5 separate regions of the Homo sapiens genome follow, and all the other regions are linked to region 3. A link is a loop called in an ENCODE intact Hi-C map of the cell type or tissue named here. Cell type or tissue: heart right ventricle. All regions are shown on one strand.

What was found. Peaks named below come from ENCODE experiments on the same cell type or tissue, not always from the same donor. Only the 100,000 strongest peaks of a DNase experiment are listed, where the experiment ranks them.
Region 1: it touches region 3 in a loop (8-fold over the local background); 93 of 110 quality-filtered maps call a loop at or near these places.
Region 2: it touches region 3 in a loop (6-fold over the local background); 22 of 110 quality-filtered maps call a loop at or near these places.
Region 4: it touches region 3 in a loop (9-fold over the local background); 93 of 110 quality-filtered maps call a loop at or near these places.
Region 5: a loop joins it to region 3, with 2.3 times the contacts of the local background. A loop is called at or near these places in 2 of 110 quality-filtered maps.

The regions. Positions count from the first base shown.
Region 1 is chr11:6,360,532-6,365,531 of GRCh38, forward strand. LOC124902623 (a long non-coding RNA gene) reads left to right here and starts at 2,264. Exons shown (of 2, transcript XR_007062571.1): 1 at 2,264-2,579; 2 at 3,756-4,736. RefSeq lists a silencer at 2,548-2,842. In heart right ventricle, a CTCF peak has its summit at 2,731 (motif pointing left); DNase peaks (open chromatin) are centred at 2,210 and 2,720; H3K4me3 peaks cover 357 bases; H3K27ac peaks cover 1,363 bases.
Region 2 is chr11:6,295,781-6,300,780 of GRCh38, forward strand. No RefSeq gene overlaps it. Among named protein-coding and RNA genes, the nearest start is that of CAVIN3, 22 kb to the right of the region's middle. In heart right ventricle, CTCF peaks have their summits at 2,239 (motif pointing right), 3,008 (motif pointing left) and 3,207; a DNase peak (open chromatin) is centred at 3,005.
Region 3 is chr11:6,021,080-6,026,079 of GRCh38, forward strand. It overlaps OR56A1 (olfactory receptor family 56 subfamily A member 1), which reads right to left. Exons shown (of 2, transcript NM_001388488.1): 2 at 1-5,000. LOC107984303 (a long non-coding RNA gene) reads left to right here and starts at 921. Exons shown (of 4, transcript XR_001748102.2): 1 at 921-1,009. It also overlaps a transcript of OR56A3 not described here. In heart right ventricle, CTCF peaks have their summits at 2,077 and 2,285; no DNase peak of the experiment used is centred here.
Region 4 is chr11:6,351,429-6,356,428 of GRCh38, forward strand. No RefSeq gene overlaps it. Among named protein-coding and RNA genes, the nearest start is that of CAVIN3, 33 kb to the left of the region's middle. In heart right ventricle, a CTCF peak has its summit at 2,184 (motif pointing left); a DNase peak (open chromatin) is centred at 2,173.
Region 5 is chr11:6,222,619-6,227,618 of GRCh38, forward strand. It overlaps FHIP1B (FHF complex subunit HOOK interacting protein 1B), which reads right to left. Exons shown (of 12, transcript NM_001098794.2): 2 at 1,761-2,089; 3 at 992-1,630; 4 at 462-620; 5 at 193-279. The coding sequence starts at 1,898. Among named protein-coding and RNA genes, the nearest start is that of FHIP1B, 9.5 kb to the right of the region's middle. In heart right ventricle, no CTCF peak of the experiment used is centred here; no DNase peak of the experiment used is centred here; H3K27ac peaks cover 2,759 bases.

The DNA.
Region 1 (5,000 bases), 340 kb after region 3:
GTTGAATTCTTTCTTCTTCTTTTTTTTTTTTTTTTTTTTTTTGAGACAGAGTTTCACTCTTGTTGCCCATACTGGAGTGCAATGGCACAGTCTCCACTTACTGCAACCTCTGCCTCCTGGGTTCAAGCGATTCTCTTGCCTCAGCCTCCTGAGTAGCTGGGATTATAGACATGCACCACCACGCCCAGCTAATTTTTGTATTTTTAGTAGAGAGAGGGCGTCTCCATGTTGGTCAGGCTGGTCTCGAACCCCCAACTTCAGGTGACCCACCCGACTCGGCCTCCCAAAGTGCTGGGATTACAGGCATGAGCCACCACGCCTGGCTGAATTCTTTCTTCTAAGGAGGCAAGAATTGAGGTTGCTGCAGATGCATACAGATTCGCTGCCAGTAACTCAGATACCTGCCACTGCTAACATATTTGGTGCTGACTGACTCAGATATGTTCCCTAGTGGTGAGAGATCTCTATGCCTCACCTTCTTCAGCTGGAGGCGTCTGATCCCTGTGTGTGGTTTTTCTTCTCCTCTCTAAAAAAAAAAAAAAAAAAAAGAAAAAAAAAATTCGAAGTTCTCTACCCACCTTTATAGCTCAATGAGCTCATAAATAGTCATCAGGACCTGCTGGTTGTTGCAGATATTTACACCAAAACTTCAAAACAATGCACACTTGCAGGATCACTGTCTTACTAGGTATCTTTCGGGACTGCATTCCAAAAGCTCTCCATTTCCATTACTGTGTTCCATGGCCAAGACCCACCCACATGGCCACCACCTTTGCTTCCTCTGTACCCCTGTACTCTAGTTGTAAATGCCAGTTGCTTCCCACCCCTCACTTCCCTGCCACACCACCATATATATGACAGCTAGCCATTTTATACCAGCGCTACTCAAAATTGTGGCCTACAGGCCAGTATCCACCTACAAATTATTTGTTCCCATGAGAAGATAAGTTCAGAAATGGAGAGTAAGCATTTAGAAATGTCTATAGCAATTTGACAGAATCATTATTTATCATTTAATTTAATAACAAAAAGTACACCTAACGCCATATGGTATCCTGAATTAGATTCTGAAACAGAAAAAGGACATTAGTGGAAAAACTGCTGAAATCTGAAGAGAGTCTGTAGTTTAGTGAATAGTACCATGCCACAGCTAATTTATTAGTTTCGATAAATGTACCACAGTTATCCAAGATATTAACATTAGGGGAAATTGAATGAAGGGTACACAGCAACTGTCTACTCTCTTCGCAACTTTTCTGCAAATCTAAAATTATTCCAAAATAAAAAGTTTATTTTTACAAACTGGGTTCATATTTTGTGTCTTTTTAAATTTTTTCTTTTTTTTCTTTTTTCTTTTTGAGACGAAGTCTTACTCTTGTCCCCTAGGCTGGAGTGCAATGGCACGATCTCGGCTCACTGCAACCTCCGCCTCCCGGGTTGAAGCAATTCTCCTGCCTCAGCCTCCTAAGTAGCTGGGATTACCGGTGCCTGCCACCACGCCCAGCTAATGTTTGTATTGTTAGTAGACACAGGGTTTCACCATGTTGGCCAGACTGGTCTCAAACTCCTGACCTCAGGTTATCTGCCCACCTCGGCCTCCCGAAGTGCTGGGATTACAGGCATGAGCCACCACGCCCGGCCAAATTTTTGTTTTTCTAGCAATTTAATTGCATTTTACAAAAGTGTCAGTCTGCAGTGGATTTGAAATGCAAATGTTTAAAATAAAATTGGTCTTGTCACCATGGATAGTTTGAGAAACACTGCTTTGTACACTCTGTATCCCCCATGGAGCTTGTCACCATAATTGCTATGCACTCTGATCACTAATACTTGTTGATGATGGCCAAACCCACAGGTGTGAGTTTTGGAACCAGTTGCTGCACATTGTAGATAAAGTCACAGCCCAGGGCCCTGTCAATCCTCCAATACAGGGACATTTCAGGACTCTGTTGTATACTGAATACTGCCATATCCCAGGGCCCTGTCACATCGTAGCTGTTGCACACCAGATACTATCACAGCTCAGGGCCAAGCAGGGGCTGTGACAAGCCCCTGGGAAATGCCAGTATATAAAGATTGACAGGACAGGCCCTGGGTTGTTCTGCACATGGAGGTTCCTGGGACGTGCCATTATTTGAGGGATGCCAGAGCCCCACTCTGTGTCTATATCTGGGGTATGACAAGGCCCTGGACTGTGACATGGTTCTGGAATGTGGCCACGCCCCGTGAGTGAGGTATTGAGTTCTGGGCTGTGACAAGTTCTGACTGTGCCAGGGTACAGACTCTTAATTCCTTCTGGAATACTGAGAGTGCCGGGAAATGACAGCTTAATGTTCAGGGTACGTCTTAGTTTGTCTTGGATCTTGTGACAGGGACAGCTGCATTAGTCTTGGAGTGAAAGTGTATCTGAGTATGTTGGGCCACATTTGCAGTAGTTTGTTCTGAACTCCAGAGCTATTGACCAAGCCCGTCCTGCCTTCTGAGGTATGGAAGACACTGAGGCCTCCTGACCCACGGCACAGCATTCTCTGCTTCCAGCGCGTCTGCCTTGGGCCATCACCCCAGAGAGTTTGATCAAGGTCTGTCTTACCACACCCCCTCCCAAATTCTTGCAGCTCCCAAAGCTGCTGGAGGCAGCACCTGAGCCTGTCTCTCCGCTGAGCTTCTTCACCCCAAGGACTGCCTGCTGGCTGCCCACTTCTCATCAGGCAAGGCCACAGTGCCATCTGCTGGCTATTGGGAGCCATGCTGGTCAGGTTGGGAGGGCACAGGAGCATGCTAGGCTGACAAGGAGCACTGAGCTCTCCCCACCTCAGCTCAGGAATAACAGAAGTGGCCTTTCCCTTAAGCCCCCACTGACCAGAGCCCCTCATTCAGGCTTCAGTCACCAGAGCCCCCTGCTCAAGTCCTTTAGTTACCATGGCCTCTAGGTCAGTCTCCTCAGGAATCAGGGCCCCTTGTGCAGCCCCCAGTCCCACCCCCCACTGACCAGAGCCTCAGTGACCAGGGCCCCTAGGTCATGCATCCAATGACCAGGGCCTCTTTCTAAGGCTCTCTACTGACCAGAACCCCTCATTCTAGCTCCATGGTGGTGAGGGCACCTCATTTAGGCTTGGCTTCACAATCAGGTCATTCAATGACCAGGACCTATAGCTCTTGACCCCCAAAGACCAGGGCCTTTCTCAGACCCCCACGACCAGGTCCTTTCAGTGACCTATAGTCCTCTCTTTTAGGACCCTCTGTGCCTAGGTTACTAAAGACCATTACTCAGAGGACATAAGGAGTGGTGTTTGTGGGGGCTCTTTGATCCCCAAGAGCTGGACAGGTCCCATCTGTTTCCTCTGTTTATCGTCCCCTTCCCACTGGTCTCCAGAGAGGCCTCTGGCCACTGGGGCTTTCCATTTTGTTTTGCCTGTGCTCCCGGGTCCCTCTTCAGACATGGCCACAGCTGTGCCCAGGTCTCATAACAAAGGTGGTCTCTGTTGAGTTAACTAATCCCATCCCGGGAACTGTGGCCCAAGAAGACTAGATTCTATAGCATGGCAGCCCACCTGGGCCTCGCATCTGCTGGCCCTCTAACACCAGACCACACACCCCTGTGCCATCTCACCACCTCCCATAGGCAGGCCTCCCATCACATCTATCTCAGGCCGTATTACCCAAAGGCCAAATGCTTCCAGTCCCAGCATCCCACCAGTCCCTGGCACCTGTCCTAGATACCAAGTGTGACTTTTCCCATTTTCCTTTTCTTCCAGACCCAAGCCTAATCCAGGTCCTACCCTTCTCAGCCCCCATCCCACTTGGGTTTATTTACTTATTCAAACAAACATCAAATGAGCATCTACATATTAGGATTCTAGATAGGGGTGTGGGGTCAGTGTGCAGGGACGGCAGCATAGAAGAGGGACTTTGGTTGAGACTTGAAGGATGAATAGGAGTTTGCCAAAGGGTCAAAGGATAGGAAGCTATTTGAGGAAGAAGAAACTGCATATACTACACAAATATACAGAGGACCCTGGTCAGCCATGTGGTTGGAGCACAAAGTGAAAAGTGAGGAGAGAGGGAGAAGAGAGACTTGAACAGGGAAGCAGAGAACAACAGATGGAAGATCTTGTAGCTGAGCTAAGGAGTATGAATTTTTTTCCCCTAGGATGGAAAAACACAGAAGTTTTTTCAAATTTCCAAGTAGGAAGTTATGATTCCAAAAAAAAGAAAAAGAAAAAGAAAAGAAGGCTTTTTCTAATTAGAAAGGTCAGGTTAGTGGCATTGTGGAAGACGGATTGGACAGGGGCAAAAGTAGACCCAGGGAGACTAGTCAGTCTAGCCAGTCAGCCAACAAGTGTTTTGTAAGTTCTGTAGTAGGTTAAATAGTTGCTTCCCCCACTCCAAAAGTTATGCCCATGTCCCAGAACCCGTGAATGTGACCTTATTTGGAAAACAGAACTTTAAAGATGTAATCAAGTTAAGGATCTCAGGATCCTTGATTATCTGATGGGCCTTAAATCCAATGGCAAATGTCCTTAAAAGAAACAAATGCAAGAGAAGGCCACTGAAGACAGAGGCAGAGATTGCAGTGATGCAGCCATAAGCCAAGGAATGCCCGGAAATGTCAGAAGCAGAAAGAGCAGATTCTCCCTTCAAGCCTTCAGAGGGAGTGTGGCCCTGCTGACATCTTGACATCAAACCTCTAGCCTCCAGAACAATGAGAATAAATTTATGTTGCCTTATGCCACCAAGTTTGTGGTAATTTTTTACAACAGCTCTAGGAAACCAATACACACGCTGACCAGGTACTGTGGTAGACACTGGGCGTATCATAATGAACACAGTAGATGTTTCCTGCCCTCTTGAATCTTAACAGTAAGCAAGTTTATTCATTCATTCACTCAACAAATATTCATTTGGCACCTGTAATATTCCAACCACTGTTCTAGGTACTTGGGTTACACTGGTGAAGAGTCTCTACTTTTGTGCAGTTCATTACTAGTGGAAGAAACAGA
Region 2 (5,000 bases), 270 kb after region 3:
GGCGTGAGCCACCGGGCCCGGCCTTACTGCAGTATTTTTGTGAGGATTTCTCTTTTCCTTTTTTTACATTGGGAAATAAAGTTGAGCAATTCACTATAACTCTGAGTCAGAAAAAAATTTTATTTAGGAGCTTCAGAAAAGTAGGAAGAGCCTGCTGTTTTTCTTGTTGAAACAGTTCAAGAAAATCCCTTTGGATTTGTGAGTGGGTTTTTGGTTTGTTTTACTTCGCTTCGCTTTGCTTTGCTTTTTACATTGGAAACTACAGTTAGGGAGATTTTAAACAAATTCAAGTTTTAAAAAATTATTTTTAGCTCTTCACATCTGGATTTCAAAAACATGGAAAGAGGGTTGATTTTTTTCTCCCCGTTGTGTGTGGCCTGACTGGTGATACTGTGAGTGCTACGAGAGGGTGCCTGTCCTGATTGGATGAAAGTCGTGGGCTAGTTGGGGTTGGAGAAGAGTTGTAAACAGAATCCTAGAGTCGTGTGCTGGGGCTCAGAAGTGAGTGGATTACAGGCAGGCCCAGTTAGGACCGTAGCTTTGTAACACTGAAAATGGCATCAGCATCCCAACCTTAAGGATTACCTTATGTAGAGTAGATTTTGAGCTTCAATAAAACCATGCATTGTCAATAGCCCACACTTCCTATTATCTGTTTCTGTTTCTATGGGAGCTCTTTTACAACTCTAAGCTGTAAATAACGGCAATGCAAAACACCATTCCCTCTTACCTCCCTACCCCACCCCACCCCCAAATAAAAACGAGTTTGGGCTCAATTTACACATGCATCTTTGCTATTTTTGTAATTTTAATTTTTCTCTTTACTAATTTTGTGTTTTGGTTTTGGTTCATTTGTAGGCAATAATCATTAGCAGCAGCAATGATTGAGAATTGGGTTTCATAGTCTGACCATTTGGTGATCTCTATAAATAGATGAATGACTTATAGAGACATATTCTCTTTTGTGTGAGAGAAAATGGAGAATCTGGATTATTAGTTCTTTTTGTTTGTCTATTTGTCTACTTTAAGCCCAAATGAATTAAGAATCCTGGGCTCACTGGGAAGGAGAACAAATCTTTCATACTGAGACTGGTGAGTTTTGGGGTTTCTTTATTACCCTTAACCCATGATGGAATTTTTAATTGAAGTATAAGATTTCTTTGTCTCTGTTTGTCTATGTGTCCATAATTTAGAAAGATCTTTACCTTTCACAGTGTAAGTATGTAAAATTTTCCTACCTCTAGATAATACTAATAAATTAGATTATCAATCTCTTTTTAAAGAGGCTCTTTTCTGATTGGCTGATAGAGATAAATAAGCACTTATATAAAAAGAATATTCTTAAAATTCCCAGAAAATAATGGATTTGAACTTCTAATACTTTAAATATGCTACATTTTAAAAATATCCTTATCTCCTTCTTTAATATGCTTCATTACAGACACAAAGACCTAGGGCCATTTCTTGGTACTCTTCTGTGTCCAGGTGACTGCAATACAGCTAAACAGCTTTTCTGATATGATAGCCTCTGCCCGTTTAGTTAGACAAGGTGCAATATGAATCAAGTCCATCTGTAGGAAACTATCTTCATACAGATGAAGGGTTCCTAGTCCAGTTCTAAATAAAAATTTCTTCCTGTCTCTGTAAAACATCTCAGACTGGATAGAACAGATCAAGTAGAGTAGTGATTTATGATACAGTGTGAAGATCCTATCTATTAAGCATGTGCCTGGTGTAAGGCCATAAGACTTGAAGAAACAATCTGAAGAAATTGTCTTCAGAGAATACTTCAAACGTTGCAAAATATCTTAACACCTTGCTGTGATCCACACAGAAGACCAACTGGCGTGACTTATTTATGAGATCTTTGCAAATGCAGTGAAGGCATTGGTCTCTTCCAAATTGAGAATGAGCATTACCACAATGACATGCATCCTTGGACATAACTAACATCAGGACTGTAACATAAATATGCTGCTACCATACTATGTAAAACATCATGAAATGGCCACTCTTCTAAAAGATGTAGGTAGAGAGATGGCAATGCATAGGATCTGTCCAGCTTAATTCCAGACCAGCACCAGGATCGCCAACAGGTACACCTTCTCTATCAGAGAGAATGATGTGTTCAGAGAGAACTTGTTTCACCAAAGTTTTTTCACCACTCCTTTCCTCTTGAGAGGACTAGTTCATAAAGGTCAGGAATGATAATCCATTCATTTCCTACAGTGAGACTACAAATTTGCCCAGGAACACTAGGGGGCAACCCCTGAACATAATTTACCTTTTCTCCTACTATGCCTTATTTTTCACTGGTCCAAATAACCACTGCAACTGGCAATATTTTCTTCCTGTTTAAATTACTGTTTTCTTTCTTTCCTTCTTTCTTTTTTCTGTCTTTCCTTCTTTCTTTTTTTCTTTCTTTCCTTCTCTCTCTTTCTTTTTTTTGACTGCTTTAATTTCTTGATTTTGAGACTGATTCACAGTCCCACATTCTTGTTGGTGACCTAAAGCTTCTTCTAATGATTTGACAAGATTTCCTTGGAGTGGGCAAAGATTTCTTAAGCAGAACATAAAAGCAGTAATCAATCATATGATGGCTCATACCTGGAAATCAGAGTACAGGTAAAAATGGTTCAGATTCGAAATTCTTATGTCTTGAAGCCTGACATGGTGGTTGACAGGTCCTTCTGTTTGTGCTTCATACTTTTGCTAAATTATTTTTGAAAGTTTTCTAAAGATAATCTCTGGGATAAACTTTGCCAAATAATTTGTAACCAGGAACACGAGGAACAACTGGTGAGCCTCTTTTGTCCTTTTTAGAAAAGATTTGAGACAAGCAGGGGCAGGTGGTGGTGGGCTCATCTCCAAACAGCTGTGAGAGTTAGCATTAAGGTAGTAAGCCCACCAACCTCACCCTACTTCATCCTCCCCAGTCCTCTCCGCCCAGGTGGCAGGGAGCACGCCCTCTGCTGACCAGCGCACCAGTGGCTCCAAGTACCCAGTCTTTGGCATCAGTGGCCACCAGGCTGCAGCTCTGTGAACAGCAGCTGCAGAGGAGCTTCCTGCCAGCCCAGGGAAGCCATAGCCTGTGCATGATCAGCCCCTTTTAGGAAACTAAGGTTGATTTGATGGAGCCAGTGCTGGCAAATCTGTCCAAGGAAAACCGTCCTGGTACCTGGATTTATCCAGGATCCAGCCTTGGAGGTGGTAAGGGAGGTCACTTTCGTGGCAGGCCAAGAGCCTTGAGAGGTTTTGAAAAATTCAAGAAGAGGCTGGTCACGGTGGCTCATGCCTATAATTCCAGTACTTTGGGTGGCTGAAACGAGTGGATCACCTGAGGTCAGGAGTTCGAGACGAGCCTGGCCAACATGGCAAAGGAAGGAAGGAAGGAAGATTCAAGAAGAAAGGAATTAGGCCAAAATGTATAGATACTACAGATGAAATCTTATGGAGAAATTTCCTTGGACTTACCATCTTAGCTTCAAGACAGCAAATGAATAGAAGCTTGTAAAAGATCAAGCTGAGATTTCTTAGAGAACCTCTAGCGGAAAAAACTTAAAGAAGGCCCATATGGTTAACAGTCTTGCTGCACCTGTTTAAAGAACCAGGCCGAATCTAATAAGACCATACTCATTTTGTCATCAAGAATCTTTGAGGTTCTTTGTAATAAAAAGTGGGGGGACTATAAGGAAAAAATTGTGCTTAATTTGAAAATTACGTGTTGTCATTCCAGAGCACACCTGACTTGTCTGATTCCAATTCTGTGGGAGCTGTTTTGCAGCTCTATAAAGTGTAGATAACTGGCAGCAATGCTAAATCATTCTTGTCTATAGATATGCAAATGAATGCTGTCCGGTAAAACAACAACAACAACAAAAAAAACCCCATCTGGCTGTATTTGCACAGTCATTTTAATATTCCGGATCTATAAATGTGTCTGTCCTTGGGATTCTCCTTTCACCTGGTTGTAATACTTCACTGCTTTCCTCATGAATTAGTTAAATAAAAACTTTAACTCATGTTTATTCTTATATCTGTATAAGAGTACTGATCTTACCTGTTTATGAAAATTATCTTTTAATGGCTACTTAGAACTAAATTATCCTTTAATGGCTTGTCCCCGTCTTTGTTTTAGCCACAGAGGGCCTAGAGACTTTAAGGCAAAGTATCAGAGACTTTTGAGGCAGCCCAGTCTGGCGACTTTCCCAGCAACCTAGCGCAGAAACTTTCTAGAAGCTTTATGATGACATCCCTGTTCAGAAGCACTTGGTGTTTTTTCTGTTCTATTGACTGAGGTGTCCTGACACTATTTTGGCAGACATTGTAATGTGCTGAGAAGTTGTACCAGGTATCTCATCATCAAAATGGAAATTTCAAAAGGCTGTCCTGAGTAGCCCCTGAGATTGTGCACCCCACTTTAGCGATGGCTAATATATCCTATTGTCAATGCATAGATGACGGTAATGATAATGGCTTGCTGGAAAAATGCTGAGGATACTTGTCCAGTTCAGAAAAAAGGCCTTCATCTTTCACCACAGTATATGCCCTCCTGGGTATTTATGGCTTGCTTGAGTGTGTGTAGGACCACCGTCATTATCAAAACATGTATTCCTAACAGCAGAGAGTGAGACCTTTTCTTAGGACGGTTAATAAACAAACCCAGAAGTTAATGTTACCTTGGGAACATGTCAAGTTTCTGAGTCATAAAGCCCCAAGTTAGTAGCTGGAAAGTCCATCATCAAGGTTAAGGGCATCCCCCAGAATGCTAGAATGATTTTGACAATTTGAAAAACTTTGTTTAATTATTGCTCAGGGAAGAAACATCCACAAACATCTTTGTTTAGCAGAGGACTTCTGTGACAGATGAGCCAAAGTAAGTAAAAAGAACAAAACAAGCCAGGCGAGTTGGCTCATGCCTGTAATCCCAGCACTTTGGGAGGCTGAGACAGGCGGATCACCTGAGGTCAGGAGTTCGAGAACATCCTGGCCAACATGGC
Region 3 (5,000 bases):
AGAAAGGGAGAAGACAATATAGAAAAGAAAAGTAATGGAAATTATGCCTAAGAAAATCCTTTGAGTGTGATCACTAGCACATTGAACTGACCTGATACAGATAGATCAAAAACCTATTAGGCCTTCGAGGGGGTTTATTGCCAAAGAAACATGAACTTGACTTTTGAAGAAAGTTTTTGCTTTAGAATTTAAAAAATGTATTGATCCTACACAAATTACAATTAGAAAGGAGAAACAAGTACTAGTGTTTTACAGAACTAAAGGATGATAATAGTCAACAATATATTGTATATTTTCAAATAGCTAGAAGAAAGAATATTGAATATACCCAACACAAAGTAATGATAAATGTTTGAGATGATGGATATGCTAATTACCCTGATCTGCTCACTACACGTTGTATGTAACTTCATAAATATGTATAATTATTATGTATCAATTTTAAAATGAATAATTAAATAAAAAATTATTTAAAGTACTGATACTAATATTTTATAAGTAGAAAGTAGGTTCAAATGCAGTGTCACTCCAAAAGAAGTCACATTGTTCGATGCCTGCTTCATTTAGGATAATGGGAACATTAATAAAGGCACATTTAGGATAATGGGAACATTAATAAAGGCACAAACCCCCAAAGGCAGATGGCATTAAAAAAACAATAAAAAGCAATGATCAGGACATTGAAAACAATGATCAGGAGAGTTCCTCCTAGAGAACGCAAACAATGTCTAGTCAAGAAACTTGTCCCCCTCTCAGTAAGTAAAAATATTGCAATATCTGCTCCTAAAGCATTCTCGCATTACTATTAAGTTACTGCTAACTGAATTCTACACTTCATTTCCAGTTGGAAATCATCTGCTCCGCCATTAATAGAGAGACAGAATATCACTGGTGAAAGAGAAATCACAATGGGATCTGATGGAGAAGGCCACACACATCTGTAGGTCTTGGATTTTTTGCTGCATAGAGTAATCAGATGAGAGCTTGGGTGGTCTCCCTTGATAAGGAGGTAAGCCTATTGTCTATGTAGGAAAAAGAGAAATGAAAATTTATGATCAAGGCTCTTTTGCAAGCAGCTGGATCTATGTGAGGAGTCTGGCCGATGAAATGATAGAGAAAGTGATGTGTCTCCTAGTTTGGGGCCCTAAAGCTTACAAAATCCTGCATATTCTTTCTCTTTCTGGCTTGCCACCCAGATTCAGAAGCACCAGTGAAGGTCTCTAAGAGCCCAGAACATGGAGGATCCACATAATAAAAAAAGCATGGGTCCCTAAATGTTGATGTGGAGCAAAGCCCTCATGCATTGGAATGAGGTGTGGGTGAGAAGTAAATTTTATTGTGTTAGGCCACTGTGCTATCATTGTTACAGTAGCTAACTTTAATTGCATTGACTAATTCAATGCGTGTGGGTTTTTAGTGTACTCTGCCTTTGATATCTATAATCTGGAGTATGAAAAACTTAGGAAACTACAAAGCTATCCAGTGAAAGATTAAAAATATACCTCAATCCCTAGACTCTGAAGAAGCAAAAATGGGTTTATGTAGCAAAATGCCTTACTTCTCAATTTTAACTCTGGTCCCTATTGATTAAATGACTATGTATAATTTATCATTTTGCTCAGTTGCCTCATCTGCAAAAATGGGAATTATAATTCATGGGCTATTTTGACCATAATCTCTCTAAAACTTAGTTTTCCTGTATGTTCAGAGTGCTAATCACACGTAAAGAACTCAATAACTAATTTTTGGTTGAATAGGTGCAGAAATGTTGTTATTATATACAGTACTCAGCCAAATGCTGATAGTGTAATATGTTATGAAACACTAAGGATATTCACTATTCTTATGAATACCTGACTCATGTCAGTGATTTGGTATTGACTTTTAAATGTTGCTGAAGAAAAGAAAATCATGGTATAAATTGGTATGTCTCTTTTATTTGTTAAATTAATCACTCAAGTCCCTATGTGCCCTATGAGCAGGAAGTACAGGAGTTTTCTAAACGGACTTGTCACGTTCTCTTTCAAACACCTGAGACTGAGAACTGGCATTCAATACAGTACCGTTATTCCCACAAATAGCCACAAAGGGGCAATGTTGACTTGCCAACTATGAAGAGTTTGCTTAACTTCAGACGTTGCTGTTTAAGTTCTACAGTTGCAGTCTTGATGCTATAAACTTTCTCTGATGTCTCAGAACTCTCACTGCCTAGAATATACACCAAAGCATAATAAAGTATCAGGATGGCTAGGCACTAAAAAGCTTTCTGTGATAAATGGAAAGTGTAGTATTGTTCCCTCAACAATACTTAGGTGTTTGTTTTGAGCTTTGGCTACCAACATAGGGTCCCTTCTTTTTCCACCTTAATTCCAGAGGACTTGCTATTCTTTCTTTCCACTGGCCTTGATTTAAGTCAGCTATGGTATTGAATAGCAATGTGCAATGATATCAGATCTTCCTGCTCAAGAGGCTGTGTTCCTCACACAAATATGACTAACCTGCAAACCAGGGAGTGAGGGGAGTGACCTTTGGAAAGCTACTCCTGTCTCTCTTCTCATGTTCTGAATGCACCCTCTTCCAATGCAGTTGGAACATATTCAGGTTGTATCAGCAAAGCAAATCTTCATAGACTTCCTCAGTTTTGAAAAACTGACAAAACATTGGTACCCCATCCATTTAAAATGCCTTTAATTTATACTACTTCATTATATCCACTCAAGACAGTGCTTGAAAACCTTTACAGAGAGGACATGTTTTAACATTTTGCTATGGGAACTTCACAGCAGAGTTGGGTCTGCCCTTCATGGTCTGATTCTTTGGTTATCTTGCTCCTTTATCATCTGTATGAGGATTTACTTCAAAGCCTATCTAGGACCCTTGAGACCAGTTATTTTACCACTTGCAGTGAGCTTGACAATTTTGTGAGAAATCTGTGGTCCTCTAAACCTCTATACTTAGAACCAGAGCAGAGAGCCAACTTTTCAAGTATGTGGTTTATCCATTTGTTACGTTTAGGACTCTACTACTGGGGAACTAGAGATTAAAGATAGACATGATTTTTCAACTCTTCTTTTAGCCAATTCAATATCATAAGTAAGGAAATGTTTACTGAGCCCCTCAATATGTGAGAGCTGTGCTAGTTACTGTGAGGGGTGATCACTGTTGTCCCACTGCTGTCTTGGTCCCTCCATCCTTTACAAATCCCTACAACAAAGTTGGTAGTTTCTATCCCTATGTACACCCAGTTTGAGTCAAGCATCTCATAATTGTGTTGGCCATTTGCATTGATCTACAGAAGTCTGGTTCGGGAATTAAGATCTGAGTTTTGGCCAAATAACATAGACTCCTCTTTGAGTTCATTCTGGGCTTGCTTCCGGGTGAAATCATGGCAGATGCAGGGAAAGCACTCCTGGAAAGACGAATGGAGTTGACCAAATGCTTGAAAATATCACCTGATTACAGATGTATTATATTCCTATGAATTATATCCTATTAGATTCCTTTTTAAAAACTCACTTTTATGATCACGTATAGAAGGCTCTTATGAAAATTAAATATTATTATTCATAGACATTGGTATATTGCAAGTGCTCAAAACACATGAACTTGGATTTTCATTATAAGTATTATTTTAGAAAATCAGTGGTGAAGTTGGCCTTTATATCATCTAAGGGACAATAGGAAAACAGTGAGAGATAAAACTCTCTTAGCAACTGTGAAATGGAGAGAAGTTCTATTAGAGAATTCTGTGCTTAAAATATGACAAATACTGAGTTGAACCTGTGGCTCTGGCTTGAGACAATGAGAGCCAAGCCTGAAGGTACTAAGAGCCCCTTCCTGTAAGCCAATGGGTATAATTTTTCTTTCCTACTGTTGTTGAGTGACTGGAAGAAACTCTCCTCCTAGAGCCCACACCAGCATTGGGTTACAGTTACTTTATCTAATCCCCACAATGTGGGGCAGTTGATCTTACTCCTCTTACCAGCTTCATGTCAATTCCTTCATAGCTATGAATGCTGCCTCTAAACATGATGTCATGTTTCTCCACCCACCTGCACTAGGGGACTTGATTCTGACTCTAATTCCCTGGTAGGAACAGTGCACTGCAGGGTGATGTTATAGGTGCTCCTCAGTAGTCACAAGCTTTCAGACCCACATAAGATTGGAGCTGCGCCAGTTACTAACACTTATCTCTCAGTCCCAAGCCTGCCGTCCATACTGTACTCTGTCATGCTGGCACTGGGAGTCAAACCCTTCTTTGCCAGCTGTCTCTCTCTGAGTTTCTACCTACAGAGAGCAACAGAAACATTAGAAGGTTGAAACATGGAGAGGGACACTTGCTCTTTCTGTCTGTTCCTGTCTTGTCAGTATTCCTTAGCAGCAACTCTTTATCTTGGAAGTGGAATTGATTCTAGTCTCCAGATTGGTTGGTTGGTTGATTGGTTTTGGTTTTTGTTTAACTCCCAGCCTTATTGAACTCTCTCAAAAATACCAGCACCATCAAGGTAGTGTCCCATCCTCAAAGGTTTTAGTCCCAGCTCTGAGGGCCACATCCTCTGAGGTCCTATGGCATAAGTACCAATTAGGGACAGCATCCTTCCTCAGATATCTGAGATCCAGTTCTATGGGCCACTTCCTAGCCTTTTAGGTTCTAATGACCCAACCTCTTTCCAAGTGGAGGTTTCTTCCCATAGATACTGTTTATCTGTTACTTGAACCTCCTTTTTTTCATCATTGTCTCCAATACCCACTTAAACAATTGTTTACATTAAATTATCTGTAAATAACCAGTGTAAGGTTTTTTTTCACCTAACTGGAACCATTATTATCCAGAAACCTGACACTATGACATATCTTTCCACATTCAACTACAGCACTTGGGCAGTCAACAGATCAAGTAAGACTTGATATTCAGTTCACTGAATGTGTAGCTTAAACATATAGGGAAAGTGGCCAACACAATGTCCTAGTCAGCTTTCCTGTTTCCTACTCTCTTAGGG
Region 4 (5,000 bases), 330 kb after region 3:
CCACCCAGAAATCAGTGTAAACCTGTCCCCAGGAAAGGTGTTATTCCCGGAAGGATGAAAGTTGGGCTTCCCTTCCCTCTGGCCATTTCTGTCTGGTAGCTGTGTCCTATGCAGAGCTATCTGCAAATCAGGCTTGAGTCTTCTCTTCTGTCAACAGGGCCTGGATGGAAATTGAGGGAGGGTGGCATGAGCTCTCATTCATTTTAATGGCTGCATAATATTTCATTATAAGGAATATTTAATCACATTTTATGTAACTAATTCATGGTATTTTTGTTGCTACAACAAAGCTGCTATGAATACCCCTCAAGTAGCCCCTCCATCACCTCAAAAAATGAAAATAATCCAGTGGAAGAAACTGACGTTAAGCTAGTAATTATGAAAATAGTGACTTCATTATAATTGTGATCTATGAAAGAAAAGTACTAAATGCTGTGACAGTACATTATACATAGACCTAACCTCATGGACTTGAGGGTGAGTCATAAAAAACTACCCTGAGGAAACGACATTTAAGTTAAGATTCAAAAGACAAGTATAAGTTAATCAGGTCAGTGGGTAGGAGGGAGGTGCGGATGAGGCAGAAGGAGCCAGCATGTGTGAAGGTGTCAGCTGGAATGTGCATCAGCATGGCAGCACACACACAAGTGCACAAGGCAAGAAAGATTAGCCCTTTGGGGAGTTGTCAGCACTGCAGCACATATACAAGGGCACACAGACGAGAAAGGTTAGCACTTTGGGGAGTTGTCAGCAGTGTACCACATAGAAAAGTGCACACAGGCAAGGAAGGTTAGCACTTTGGGGAGTTGCCAGCAGTCCTACCTGCCTGATCTTTAGAATGAGGTGGAGAAAGGTTGATGCAACTGTGAAGTACACAATAGGGAGCCGCTGGAGGATTTTAAGGAAGGATTTCCTAAATCTCACTCTGGAGGGGAATCTGGAGAGAGAAAAGGTTTAACATAGGAAAACCAGGCAGGGGACAGAACTAGCTGTGTGGTCTTAGACAAATCATGTAGCCTCTGTGAGCTCCAGTTGCCTCATCCGAAAATAGGGGTAATATTTCCTACCTTAGAGAGTGCTGTTATGATTATTGAGATAAAGTATTACAGATGTTAAATGTTTAATAAATGTTAACATTTATTATTTTTCTACATTCCTCGTTCTCCCTTACTTTTCATGTCTATTTTGACACAAAATCCTGCTCATCCTCCCTCCTAAACACCCCTCAGATCTGTTTTCTTTTCTGCAACATCCTTCTTTATTTAACTCTCATAAATTCTAACTTGGTTGCCTAGTTGGGTCTCTGCCTGCAGTCCATCCCTCCTCTAATTACAACTTGGCTACCAAAGTAATTAAACAGAAACCAGAATATTTCATCTGCCTGTAGAAAATTCTCCTGATTTTTTATCCGTTTAAGAACCACGACCAAAGCCTTAAATTAAATATGGGTATAAGATTCTTAATGATCTTCCCCCATATCTATATGTCATTCCTCCTCCTCACCATCCTCCCAGCCCACCCCTATAGTGTTCCATATTTCCTAGATGTTTTGGACCGCATGGAGATCCCTTGACACCCCAGGCTCTCTCACACACCCCACATCCTTACTCACACATTTGCTCCTGCCCCAGATACCTTCCCTCATGTGTGCCTCACAAACAAAATCCCTGTTCATGCTTTGAGACCCTGTTTCAATGTCACCTCTTCCTCCTCACACTTTCACAACCTCCTTAAACTGTATATTCAGACCTTCCCTGGGCCTCCAAAGCATTGTGCATATCCTTGTTCTTCAATCCTTATCACATTTATTGTAATTATTTTATTTATATTAATTTTCACCTCTGACACCATGAGCTTCTAAAAATAGTGACCTTGCTTAATCACCCTTGTATCCTCAGCACCTAACTCAAATTCTATCATATATTGGATGTACACTTGCTGGAAAAAAAAACGTATGAATGAATCCAACATAAAAAGTCACAGTGCATTTGGAACTAGTTGGTCTGTGATAACAGGATTTGGCCTCTAGGTGGCTGTGCTTAGGGGATCTAAGCTGTCAAGCCTGATTCTCCCCTGACTCCAGGGAATCTGGTCAGAAGGGCAACTAATTTCCTCTCTCACTTCTCACCTGCTTGCACTTGGGACCCACCTTGGGACCTAAGCCAGCTGCCCCCTCCACATGTGAGGTTGCAGTGCCATCTACTGGTATCTAGAAGACCTGCAGGTCAGGCCGAAGGAGGAAGAGGGAGGAAGAATTAAGGACCACTGTGGTTTAACCCTGCCGTGAAATCTCAGCTACCAGATCCCACATTGGGCAGTTTGTCCCACCTATGTGAGCCCATGCTTGCTAGGGAAAGCCCCTCATTTATACTTCCCGTTGACCGAATACCCTCAGTCATGTCTCAGTGTCCAGAGCCCTTTCTTCAACCCTCTGAGAGCCAGGGACCCCACCCTCAGTTTCATCAGGAGCTGGTCACCCTAAGTCAGTGACACAAGCATCCTCCTTGTCCCTCTCAGTAATAGAGCCTCTCACTCAGAAACCTCTGATCACCTGTAAGAATTTGTGACAGGACCCTCTCCTTCAGGCTTTGGTGACCAGATGTCTCCACCCAGGCCCTTAGTAAGTAGGGCCCTTGACTCAGACCCCTCAGTGATCAGGGATTTTTCCACAGGTCCCCAATGACCAGAGCATCATGTTTAGGCTCGTCATGGACCAGAGCCTACCCTCACCCCAGTTTTCAGTAACTAAGGACCTTCTCTGAGACACCTCAACAACAGTGCCTCAGCTCAGCCCCCTCAGTGACCACAGTCTCCTTCACAGGCCTCCCAGGGACCCTCACTCAGGCCCCTCAGTAACCAGGGTCCTCACTGAGCCCATCAATGATTGGGGTCCTCACTCTGCTTCTCCGTGAGCTGAGGACTCAGATTTCTCTAGTTTTCATTCAAGTTTCATTGACAGGAACCCTCCCTCAGACCCCTCATCAGGGATGGATTCTTCAATAAGCTGATAAGAAAGAGCTATGGCATTATGAAAGCAGAAACCACAAAACAGGAAAACAAATTTTTAAAGAATTCAATATTTGCAAAAGGCCATCAGTATGACCATCGTGGGATACATTTTATTAACTTTCTTTGTATTTATTTTATGGCCTATACCATTTTGTTTTGAATAACATGTAGAAACCAAACATAATCTTTAATGTGTTTAGACCTTTAACAGTCTTGATCAGCCCCATTCCTCAGGGACCCTGACCATCACTAAGAGCTGCATGACCAAAGGTCTTTAATTAAGGCCTAGTGAGCATAACAAGAACTGGGCAGGTCCCCTCAGGCCACCCAACTGTCTTCCGCTTCCCTCTCTCTGCTCCCCTGAGAAGCCTCTTATCTCCAGGGCTCTGCCTTCTGCTCCATCCCTGTGCCCTTTGTCCAGAGAGGGGCCACAGCTGCGCCCAGGTCTCATGAGGAGGAGTGGGCCCTGCTGGGCTAATTGGTGCAATCCCAGGGTTGTCCCCCAAAAGGCCGGCTTTGGCCACTCCAGCCCCAGCCCACATACATCAGGGATGATTAGCAATAACCCTCCAAAATGTTTCTGCCACACACTAATCCACATGAACAGTGTAACGTAAACAAACCAGCTTCCACTTTTACCCCAAATCCTCTGGGAACTTAGTACAGGGTCTAAAGTAAATACAAATTACAGGAAAACTTGGTGGCCAGATATAGGAAATTGTGATTCACCATCCCTATTCCTGTTCCCCCTCTTCCCAGAGCCATTTTTTCCTCTGTTTTAACTCATGCTGGGCTCCCTGCATTTGAGCTGCCCATGGAGTTCCTTTAAACATTAACCACTGTTCTTGTTTGCCAGCTGCCCCTAAGGCCTGTTTTTCCATCTACAAACAGAACCTTCAGCATTAAGGCCTTTTTTCAGAAGAAAAACCAAAACCATCCCATTAATCAAAAGCATAACAAGTCAGCCATTCAGTCAATGCATTCATTATTCATTCATTCATTCATTCATTCATTCATTCTTACCACACATCCTTATTGAGCTCCCCTGCGTATTGAGCCTTGTGCAAGGTATTGGGGAAACAACAGTGTATAAAATAGAATTCATCACTTTGGGAGGCCAAGGTGGGTAGCTCACGGGGTCAGGAGTTCAAGACCAGCCTGGCTAAGATGGTGAAACCCCGTCTCTACTAAAAATACAAAAAATTAGCTGGGCATGGTGGCGGACGCCTGTAATCCCAGTTACTCAGGAGGCTGAGGCAGAGAATTGCTTGAACCCAGGAAGCAGAGGTTGCAGTGAGCCGAGATCGTGCCACTGCACTCAAGCCTGGGCAACAGAGTGAGACTCTGTCTCAAAAAAAAAAAAATATATATATATATATAATTTATATATATATATAATTTATATATATAATTTATATATATATAATTCATATATATATAATTTATATATAATTCATATATATATAATTTATATATATAATTCATATATATATAATTTATATATATAATTCATATATATATATGAATTATATATATAATTCATATATATATAATTTATATATATATAATTCATATATATATATAAAATTCATGTCCTTGTGAAACTCACCTCCAATTAGGAGACACAGCTGTTAGACAAACTGTATGATTATTTATTTAATAGAAAATGTGATACATAGCCGGGCGTGGTGGCTTATGCCTGTAATCCCAGCACTTTGGGAGGCCAAGGCAGATGGATCACCTGAGGTCAGGAATTAGAGACCAGCCTGACCAACAAGGTGAAACCCCATCTCTAGTAAAAATACAAAAAAAAAAAAATTAGCTGGTCGTGGTGGCACGTGCCTGTAGTCCGAGCTACTCAGGAGGCTGAGACAGGAGAATTGCTCGAACCCGGGAGACGGAGGTTGTGGTGAGCCGAGATCGTGCCACTGCACTCCAGCCTGGGCTATCGAGCAAGACACCGTCTCAAAAAAAAAAAAGAAAGAAGGAAA
Region 5 (5,000 bases), 200 kb after region 3:
AAGAAGGGAAAGTCTGGAAATGCACAGCTTCCCTGCACATACAGGGCCATTTTCCCTGGATTCTAAGAGAAATCAGGAGCAGACAGGGCAAAAGGGAGGAGTACTCTACCCACCGCCTCCTACGTTAGTCCTGTCACTGAGGTTACCACTGCAGCTTAGCCCCTTATATGCCTTGCCACCCATGACTCTCACCTTGTGCAAGGCAGGACCCATGACAGGCACCAGGAACCCATTATGGATATAATCAACCAACTGCTTCTGCACCAGGGGGTGAGCCACCTGTAGGAGTGCCAGAGAGAAGGGGGAGGGTTATGAGGAGACCACTGCCTGGAAGGGAGTAGAATAGTACACTACAGAGAGGCATCCTACTTCCAAGATGGAAAAATGACAGAACTCCAGGGAATATACCCCCTCCTACCTAATCTCCCAAAAATGACCAAGGGCCAGACTTTCAGTCCTACCTGAATTACTGCATTGCAGAACTCCAGGGAACTCATGAAGAGTGCAAGGGCTGGCACTCCCAGCCAGTCTTCCCGTCGCAGACAGTGCCAATCATCCCCTGGAACCTCAATCTTTCGAGGCAGTGATGAGTACAGGGCACTGAGCCCTGTGGCCAGCACCTATGAGAAGTTACCAAAAGCTCATATATAAAATACATTTATAAAATATAAAAACTGGAACAGGGGAGCTAGTAATCCAGAGTTTTGATGGGAATAGGGGTATAAGCTATTACCAAAGCAAGCATTTGCCTACCCAATGTGCCTGAAACTCACCTAGAATTCACAGGCCTACAAAGAGACTTAGTATCTGCCCTATCCATCTAAGCCCATGATTCATCCCCACTACAACTCCAGGGGGCTGCTTTCAAATCCAGGAACTGTTTCCTAGGGGAACGGGCCCTGGAACATAGCCTCTCCCCATCTCCTGGATAGGAAGGTGCTGTTCAGTATCTACACACCACACCCTACCCTCCAAGCCAGGGGGTGCTAACCGGGCAGAAGTAAGAGTGATCCGCGATGTAGCGGCCCACAGTGGGGCTCCCAGCTGACAAAGCCATGAGAAGAAGTAGGGCATCACGGGCCTGCTGGCCCAGGGTGCCCTCTCGATGCACAAAAGGGACAAGGCGAGAAAAGAGAAGAAGACGGGGAGCGGCTCCAGGCTCAGGAGGTGGCTGCAGGAAGAACTCGAGCAATGAAGGCTCCTGGGCCACACAAACACACAGCTGGCTGAGAAGTAGCACCAAGCCTTCATCCAGTGCTGGGCTACTGGGCACAGGGCGGCCACAGGCATCCAGCAGGGTGAGCAGAGCCTCACGAACTGGACCATGCCGCAACAGTGGCTGGCGAGCTTCGCTCACTAGCATTTCAAATAGTTTCAGTTGCTCAGCCCGCCGTTCCTCGACCCCATCCCCAAGCTCATCCCATTGCAGCTGCCATGTCAACACACGGGTCAGCAGATCCTCGTGCAGAGCAAACTCCAGCAGGGGCCCAGGGCCTGTGGGGGCCGAGGGAACTGCACGGTCCTCTGCCAGCAGTGTCAACATCTGGTAAGTGTGGTTGCGCACAGCACTGAGATCGTCTGCACCCCCAGGAGCTGCCCGAGGGCCTTGCCGCTCCAGGATTCGCACCACCTAGGGAAAAAGGACAGAAGATGGAAGGAATCTAAATTGATAAGGTTACTAAATGGGATGAGGAGAATATAGAAGGCTGGGAGAACTCAGGTGATCAGCAGACAAGGCCCTTTGCCATACAGTCTCCTACCTGGGACCAGTGATTCTTGAAGACCATGAGGCAGGTCTCGGGATCAGCCATGACTGGGGTTTGGAGATTGGCCCCTTGAGGTATACGGTGCCCAGGGCCCCGGGAGGCCAGTCTGCTCAGCCAATTCATCCTCTCCATGAGGCAGGCTGGGCAGGACTGGCAGCCAGAGGCCTACACTCTGAGGATTTGCCAGCTGGAGGTTTTCTCCACTTGTGTCTCCAGTCTGCTTCATCCGGTCTGTAGGAGCCAGTAGCTGCCCATGGAGCCAGAGGTTATACCAGGCTGGAATGGCAAGCCCAGAGGTCACTGGCCAGTCCAGATTTCTAAATCTAATTCAGAGAAGAGATAATGGAAGGGATAAATAGAAGCTCACTTTCCAGAACTCAGAACCACCACTCCACTGAAAACTCCACACACCTATATATACATACACACATACACACAATCAGCAACTGACATGTCTAAAACAGAACTCAGATTTCTACCACCAAACCTGTTACTCCTTCAACTTTCTCCATCTCAAAAGAAAATGATACCAAAATTAACCTAAATGCTCAAGCTGAAAATGTGTACATTATCCTTGTTTTTTCTTTTCCTTACTTCCAATATCCAGTTCATCAGCAAACTCTATCATCTCTACCTTCAAAATATGTCTCACTATTGCAGTAGCTTCCAATCTGGTCTCCATGATTCCTTTACTATCCTCCTAAGAGTTATCAAAACAACCAGAGTGATATTTTTAAAACCTAAATTATATGACCTGTCCTCTGCTGAATACTCTCCAATAATTTCCTAACACACTGTAATAGTTCAAATTCCTTATCTTGGCCTACAGGAGCCTACATAATCTAATCTGTATAACTTCCTACCATTCTCCTTCTCACTCACACTTTAGTGACACAGGCCTTCTTGAATACTTTTTGTTCCCTCTGCCTAGACTAGAATGTCCTTCTCCTGCTTTTCACATTGCTGTCATTGCTCGTTTTGTTTGTTTGTTTGTTTCAAATCATCTCCCCAGATAGGCCCTGCCTAACAATTCTATCTAAATAGCACATCTTCTCACCTTCACTCTCTAGCTTCCTAATCCTTTCTTCTTGGCAGTTTTCACTACCTGAAACTATTTATTTATTTGTCTATCTTCCCCACATTAGGTAGCTTCTTTGAGGGCAGGGTTTGTCTTATTGTGTCTGTTGTATCCCCAGGGCCTAGGGACTCAATAAATATTCGTTGAACGTATTAATGCTGAAGCAAATAAGTGAGTGAATGAATGAATGAATGAACAATCAATCAAGAAATCCAGCCTTGATCTGACTCTAGCCCTCTGGGACTACTGAAGAAGAAATTTCTGTCTATCACAGGTGCTTCCCTAGAAACCTACCCAGTGACCTATGGGAGATGAGCAAATAAGACCCTTAACTGACTGAATACTCTTAAGAGGAAGAATTCAGAGCCAACCAATAAAGAAGAGCTGTTTCCTTTCCAGTAAGGAAGACAGACACATTCCCATCTCCACTCCTGCCAGACACAACCCAAACTCGCTCCCAAGAAAATGGTAAGACATCCTCACAAGAAAAAGGAAAAAAGTACCAAGTAGCTATTGGAGAAGGAACCATAGTTCCTTCTCCTTTACAGCCACCACACCCTCATCAGTACTGTCTCTCACAAGCATAAAACCTTGAAAGGAAAGGGGTGGTTCAGTTGTCCTTCCTCTTTATACTCAACAAAGGCCGAAGGAATCCAGAGACCTGGCACCAGCCCCACATTTTGCCCTAAGGTTATATTAACAATATCTCCCTTCACCCAGATACTCTCTCACACAATTTCCAGCTCACAACTAAAGGAAGGTAGCCACTATGTTTAAGCAAAATTTCTATAGAACAGGTGAGTCTTATAAAGGGAGGGGCCCAGTCCTAAAGAGCAGGTAGGGCTTACTCATTAACTCAATGTATATCCATATGGATAAAATACTGGGCACTGTTCTAAGTAAGCACTGGAAATAACAAAGATGGATAAAAACAGTTGAGGTAGCATAAACATAAATCCAACAAATATTGTAAATAGAAGTATTTATAAAAAGTGTCATGGGGGCATGAAGGAAAACAACTAACTCTGCCTGGGCTATTAGAGGGTTCCACAGAGTTAATATTGAACTTAGATCTTTAATAATGAGATACTAATTAAGCAGAGAGCAGAGGGAAAGGTTTTCTTCATATTAAAAACAGTACGTACAAAACTATGGTACCGTGAAAGAACACGAAAAATTCAAAGAACAGTTGCAAATTTAGTGTGCCTTAATCACAGACTATTCAGAGAAGAGAGGCACAACATTAGTTGAAGGGTAAATGTGGGTGACGGTTATAAGTATTGCTAAATATTATGCTAAGGAGTTTAGCTTTTGTCTACTGACACCCTAGAAACAAAGGAGGTTTTTAAACAAGAAAATGGTAAGATCAGATTGTCCTTCAAAAATACATCAGGTAACAGAATAAGATGGAGCAGAGAGAGATGGATTGCAGTGGACAATTTATAAGAAGCTGTTTCAATAGTCCATTTGAAAATAAGAAAGTAATGTCATGAACTAAGAGAAATATTAGGAAAGATAAATCTGAGATTCGCCTCTATCTTAATATGTTCCATGCAATACTGAAATTATTTATACCTGTAATACCTCTGCCAATCAATAGCAAGTTCCTTGACAAAATAAAAATAGCATTCATTTTTCTTTGAAATCCCAGTGCAAACATACAGCCTGAACTCAAATATGCTTTTGAAATTGAATGCTGAATTAATAAGTATTACAGCAAACATATATTTACTACATGCCAGGCTCCATTCCAGCACTACACGAAGTAGCTAACTTAAACCTCATAAAAACCCATTTAAGTATTATTATCCACATTTTACATAGGAGGAAATCAAGGCCCAGAGAGGTTAAATAAATTGCCCAACATTACCCAGCTAGTGACAGGACTAAAATGCAAATGCAGAATATCTGCCTCCAGATTTAAATTAACCGCAAAGTAAAAGCAACAAGACCTGGCAAACAAATGGGGGATGAGAGAAGACTCTCATAGGAAGTATAGGAGATTCAGTAAAAGATAAAGCCATTAACAGACTAGAAACACATAAGAAGGGGAATTGTGTTTTAGAAAAGAGGTTGAGTACAGTTTTGAACATGTTAAGTTTTGAGACATCTACAGGATATTCATGATGTCCAGAAAGCAAGTAGGAATACCATAC